2 separate regions of the Mus musculus genome follow, and region 1 is linked to region 2. The links are chromatin loops, found by intact Hi-C in ENCODE. Cell type or tissue: gastrocnemius. All regions are shown on one strand. Each heading gives the region's core, and the rest is flanking DNA. Links, peaks and the distances in the headings are about the cores only.

Region 1 (2,932 bases), core at 106-2,605, 64 kb before region 2:
CAAATATGCCCACAGCTCAATCTGGTGGGGGAATTATCTAAAGTGACATTACCTTCCTCCACTCTAAATGATTTACCTTGTGTCAAAACAAACAAAGAAACCAAAATAGCTAGCCCAGGTGAGCCCTTGTCAGGTTGACATAAAAAACATCACTGTTATACTATAACCTTGCCTCTATTTTTGCTCCTGAGATATCATACTAATATCAGCATTTTAACATAAAAATTCCATATACTTTCAAAGTTCAATATGCTGACCTAAATATTCAAATCTCATTCATTTTCAAATCTCCAACATTTTCAGTCTCTAAAATATCCAGTTCTTTTACATTTTCAAAATTTCTATAAAATACATATACACTCTGTAAAACCCAAAGTCTCTGCAGAACTCCTAAATCCATCAATTTAAAAGGTCAAAGTCTCTTAATTCTAGGCCCATGTAACATAAATAATACCTTAAATATTTTCTTGTTTCCAAAAGGAAGAACCAGGGCACAGTCACAATCAAATTCAACAAAATCCAACAGTGTAAAACTGTGTCAAGTTTCTGGGACTCAATAAAAATCTTCTGGGCTCCTCCACAGTGCTGTGAAAACTGTCCATATCACACACATCTTGTCTGGTAGACTAAAAATTGTCCTAACCCCACAGCAGATACTGTTCTCCTTAATCGATGTCTCGTGATACTGAAATCTCAGATTTCTTGAATCTGTATTTCAAGTTGGCTGAAGCTACTTTGATATTCTCTTCTTGGCTCTCTTTAGGTACTCAATCCAGCCAGAGGTGACAAAATGCAGTGTCACTCCCTGATTCCTCCCTGATTTCAGAAAAAGTACAACCTGAGAGAATCTCAGGCTACCAACTTCAATGCAAGCAGGAGATGCAACCTCAACTATATCTGAACCAGTGTGTGTCTGTGCTGAACTCAAGAGAATGCTTTTCAGAAGATTTTTAATTGTTCCAGCAAGGGAAACAATTCACTTTAGTTGTTCTTAACTTAAAAATGAATTACCCTCATAGATTCTTTAAAGGTCTCTCAACCTTCCCTCTTGATCTTCCTATGACAAGTCTCCTTCGTCTGCACTGGTCTCAGTATTATATTCTGAGACAACATAGAATAATCCAGTAAGATATCAGCATTCTATGTATCCTACAGCTTAACGTTTCCTAATCCTTCCTCAGTTTCCAAATATCACATGGTCAGGTCTATCACAGTAAACCCCATATTCTAGTACCAATTTCTGTCTTGGTTATGTCTTCTGTTGCTGTGATAAAATAGTATGATTAAAAGCAAGTCAAGGAGAAAGGGATTATTTCACCAAACAGCTTGGAGTTCTTCATTCAGGGAAGCCGATTTAAAACTCAAAACAAGGGCCTAGAGGCAGGAACTGATGGAGATGCTTTTGAGTAGTGCTGTTGACATCATTGCTCTTTATACCTTGCTTAATCTACAGTCTCAAGGAACGTAAGACCACCATTCTAGGTGTGGAAATGTCCATAGTGAGCCATGATATCAAATCAATCATCAATCAAGAAAGTATACTAGGTGCATGCCCATGGGACAGTCTAGTGGTTACATTTTCTCAGTTGAGGCTCCCTCATCTAAAATTACTCTAGCTTGTGTCAAGTTAACATGACTATGTAGAACAGACACCAATCATGTGGGGCATGTAATTTTGTAAACCAATTCCCATTATAGAGTAAAAATTTACCACTGAAAATCAAGAGTGTGGGTGAAACTGTTCTATACTTATTTAGAGCATGGTATACTGTAATGTAAGTTATTAAGGAGAGGTAAAATAGATAAAATTCACAAGTACAGGGTATTGATTAAAGCATTAGACCTGAGACAGGTAGTTGGTGACAACATTTAACAGAGCAGTCATCCTCAAAATAAAGATCTGTAGCATTTTTAGAAAAGGATAATTATTTTTAAAATTATGGATCATGTATACCAGATATGATATATATATATATATATATATATGGTGCTTAATTACTCCCATTTATTGTGAAGACTTACGGGTTTGTTCTCTAAATCCCAGTCACAAGAATCAGAATATAGTAGGGTGTAGAAAGATATACTTCTGTTTCTGAATGATAAAGGAAACTGGCAGTTGATTTATGGGACAAAAGCCACAGGGAGCACACACTCTGGATGTCATTTTGTAATCTGTGTGCACTGAGTGGTAGGTGCATGTTTTAAACACACCTGTGGAGTTTAAAGTAGTAGCTGGCATTGTGTTCACATTGGCACTAGCTGACTAAGAGGTATGAGAATTCTAAAATGATTTCTCTCACATTGTTTCTGGAAATGTGCATTTTCATATAGCTACACTGAGCTACACAGAAAATAAAAGAGTAAATAAGAGTAAAGGAAACGAGAAGCAAGAACAAAGGCAATAGAAAAGAAATGAAAAGGAACTTGAACTTTATGAACAAACATATGTCGTCCTGTCAGAGGGTCCAGACAGTGTGCTATCAGCTCTGCAGAGCAGGTGCAGGCTGTGCCAGTATCAGGGTCACTTTAGAAACCTCAGCCCTACAAAACTGAAGCTCTTAGGAAATTCAGGAAGGTACAGAGTCTGTGACTCCTCAGTGATATTCTCAATACCATGGTTTCACGGATTATGGCTTTGAAAGCACTGGAAACTCTTATCTTTCTGGAGGTGGAATTCCACAGGAGCAAAGAGAAAACTTACAGTGATATGATTGTTTGCCATCAGGAATACATGTTCACCAGGAACAATACAGATAACATTTCTCTAGTCATCCTGATAACCTCCAAGTTTCACTGACCATACAATTCTTTATAATTTTATATCATAAAAATCAATGCCATGCAGTGGTGGCAGATACCTGAATTCTAGCACTTCAAAGGCAGAGGTTTGTGGATGTTCAAGTTCAAGGCCTAACTGGTTTACAGAGTGAGT
Region 2 (2,932 bases), core at 171-2,670:
CAAATACAATTTTATATTTATCAATGTGCTGTATATGCTGTAGAATTGTTACAGTTTTTTGCTTACACATTGACTTAGTAAATTACCAGTATCAAACCTATTTGGTAGGAAAGCCTTTATTGCATTTTACTGCTAATAATACATTATCCAGGTTAGTTGGGGGAAGAACTTAAGGCAGAATCCTATAGGCAGGAACTGATGCACAGTCATGGAGGTGTGCTATTCACTGGCTTTTGGCTTCATGGCTTTCCTTGTCTGTATTCCTAAGTATCTCCCAGCCAAGGCCTATAGTTATACTGATTTTGGTCTTCTCACAAAGATCACCTATTAAAAAAATTCACCACAAATATGCCTACATCTTAATCTCATGGGGGAATTATCTGAACTGACATTACCTTCTCCCACTCTAAATGATTTTCCCTGTGTCAAAACAAACAAAGAAACAATGAAACCAAAATAGCTGGCCTAGGTGAACCCTTGTCAGGTTGACACAAAAGATATCACTGTTTTTTTTTTCCAATTTATTATTAGGTATTTTCTGCATTTACATTTTAAATGCTATCCTGAAAGTCCCCTATAACCTCCCCACACCCTGCTCCCCTATCCACCAACTCCCACTTCTTGGCCCTGATGTTCCCCTGTACTGGGGCATATAAAGTTTGCAAAATCAAGGGGCCTCTCTTCCCAATGATGGTTGACTAGGCTCTCTTCTGCCACATATGCAGCTAATCTTGCCTCTATTTTTGTTCCTGATATATCATTCCAATATCAACATTTTAATATAAAAATTTCATATACTTTAAGAGGTCAATTTGACCACCTAAATCTTCAAATAAAATTCAACATGCAAATTCTCCAAAATTTTCAGTCTCTAAAATATCCAGTTCTCTTAAATTTTCAAAGTTTCTATAAAATAAAAATAGACTTTGTAAAACTCCAATGTGTCTGTAAAAGTCCAAAATCCATCCATTTAAAAGGTCAAATTCTCTTAATTATAGGCCCCTGTAACATAACTCATACCTTAAATATTTTCTTGTTATCAAAAGGATGAACCAGGTCAGAGTCAAAATCAAATTCAACAAAGTCCAGCAGTGTAAACTGTGTCAAGTCTCTGGGACTCAGTAACAAGCTTTTGGGCTCCTCCACAGTGCTGCGAAAACTCTCCATCTCACACACACCTTGTCTGGTAGACTCAAAAAATGTCCTATCCCCACAGCAGCTACTGCTCTCCTAATCAATGTCTTGTGATGCTGAAATCTCAGATTTCTTGAGTCTGTATTTCAAGTGGTCTGAAGTTTCTTCAATAGTCTCTTCTTGGCTCTCTTTAGGTACTCTAACCCAGCCATAGGTGAGAAGATGCAGTGTCACTCCCTGATTCATCCCTGCTTTCCGAAGCAGTACAACCCCAGAGACTATTAAGCTACCAACTTCAATGTGAGCTGATTAAAAACTCACAATAAGGGCCTGGAGGCAGGAAGTGGTGGAGATGCTATTGAGTATTGTTTTTGACTGCACTGCTCTTTATACCATGCTCAATTTACATTTTAAAGGAACCTAGGATGACCAGCCCAGGTGTGGAAATGTCCACAGTGAGTTGGGCCCTCCCATATCAAATCAATCATCAATCAAGTTTTTGCATTTTCCCAGTTGAGGCTCTCTCTTCAAAAATAACTCTAGCTTGTATCAAGTTAACATGAAACTATGTAGCACAGACACCAAGCATATGGGGCATGTAACTTTTTGAACAAGATTCTATTATAGATTAAAAATTTGCCACTGAAAGTCAAGATTGTGGGTGAAATTGTTCTATACTTATTTAGAGTATGGGATACTGTAATGGAAGATATTAAGGAGGAGTAAAAATGATAAAATTCTCAAGTACAGGGTATTGGTTAAGGCATTAGACCAGAAGCAGGTAGTTGGTGAAAACATTTAACAGAGCAATCATCCTTAAAATAAAAATATGTAGCTTCTTTAGAAAAGGATAATCCTTTATAAAATTATGGATCATGTATTCTAGATTTATATATATACATATATATATATGTATACACACACACACATATATATATATGGATTTTACTTAATTACTCCCATTTTATTATGAAGTTCTTTGAAAACTTATGTGTTTGCTTTCTAAATCCCAGTCACAAGAATCAGAACATAGTAGGGTATAGAAAGATGTACTTCTGTTTCCCAATGATCAAGGAAACTGGCAGTTGCTTTTTGGGACAAATTCCACAGGGAACACACACTCTGGATGTCATTCTGTTATCTATGTGTACTGAGTGGCAGCTGAGTGTTTTAAACACACCTGTGGAGTTTAAAGTAGTAGCTGGCATCGTGTTCACATTGGCACTAGCTGAATAATGGGTATGAGAATTCCAAAATGATTTCTCTCACATTGTTTCTGGAAATGTGCATTTTTATATAACTACACTGAGCTACACAGAAAATAAAAGAGTAAAGGAAGCAAGAAGCAGGTATAAAGAAAATAGAACAGAAATGAAAAAGAACTTGATCTTTATGAACAATTATATGTCATCCTGTCAGAGGGTCCAGGCAGTGTGCTATCAGCTCTGCAGACCAGGTGCAGGCTGTGCCAGTATCAGGGTCACTTTAGAAACCTCAGCCCTACAAAACTGAAGCTCTTAGGAAATTCAGGAAGGTACAGTGTCTGTGACTCCTCAGTGATATTCTCAATGTCATGGTTTCATGGATTCTGGCTTTGAAAGCACTGGAAACCCTTTTCTTTCTGGAGGTGGAATTCCACAGGAACAAAGAGGAAACTTACAGTGATGCGATAGCTTGCCATCAGGAATATCTGTGTACCAGGACCAATACAGATAACATTTCTCTAGTCATCCTGTTACATCCAAATTTCACTGACCATACAATTCTATTTAATTTTATATCATAAAAATCAGTGCCA

The links. Hi-C counts contacts between places; a loop is a spot of excess contacts. Peaks named below come from ENCODE experiments on the same cell type or tissue, not always from the same donor. Only the 100,000 strongest peaks of a DNase experiment are listed, where the experiment ranks them.
Region 1: a loop joins it to region 2, with 8 times the contacts of the local background. A loop is called at or near these places in 2 of 42 quality-filtered maps.

Annotation. Positions count from the first base shown.
Region 1 is chr6:89,807,458-89,810,389 of GRCm38, forward strand. No RefSeq gene overlaps it. Among named protein-coding and RNA genes, the nearest start is that of Vmn1r42, 37 kb to the right of the region's middle. In gastrocnemius, for the core only: no CTCF peak of the experiment used is centred there; no DNase peak of the experiment used is centred there.
Region 2 is chr6:89,871,586-89,874,517 of GRCm38, forward strand. No RefSeq gene overlaps it. Among named protein-coding and RNA genes, the nearest start is that of Vmn1r43, 2.5 kb to the left of the region's middle. In gastrocnemius, for the core only: no CTCF peak of the experiment used is centred there; no DNase peak of the experiment used is centred there.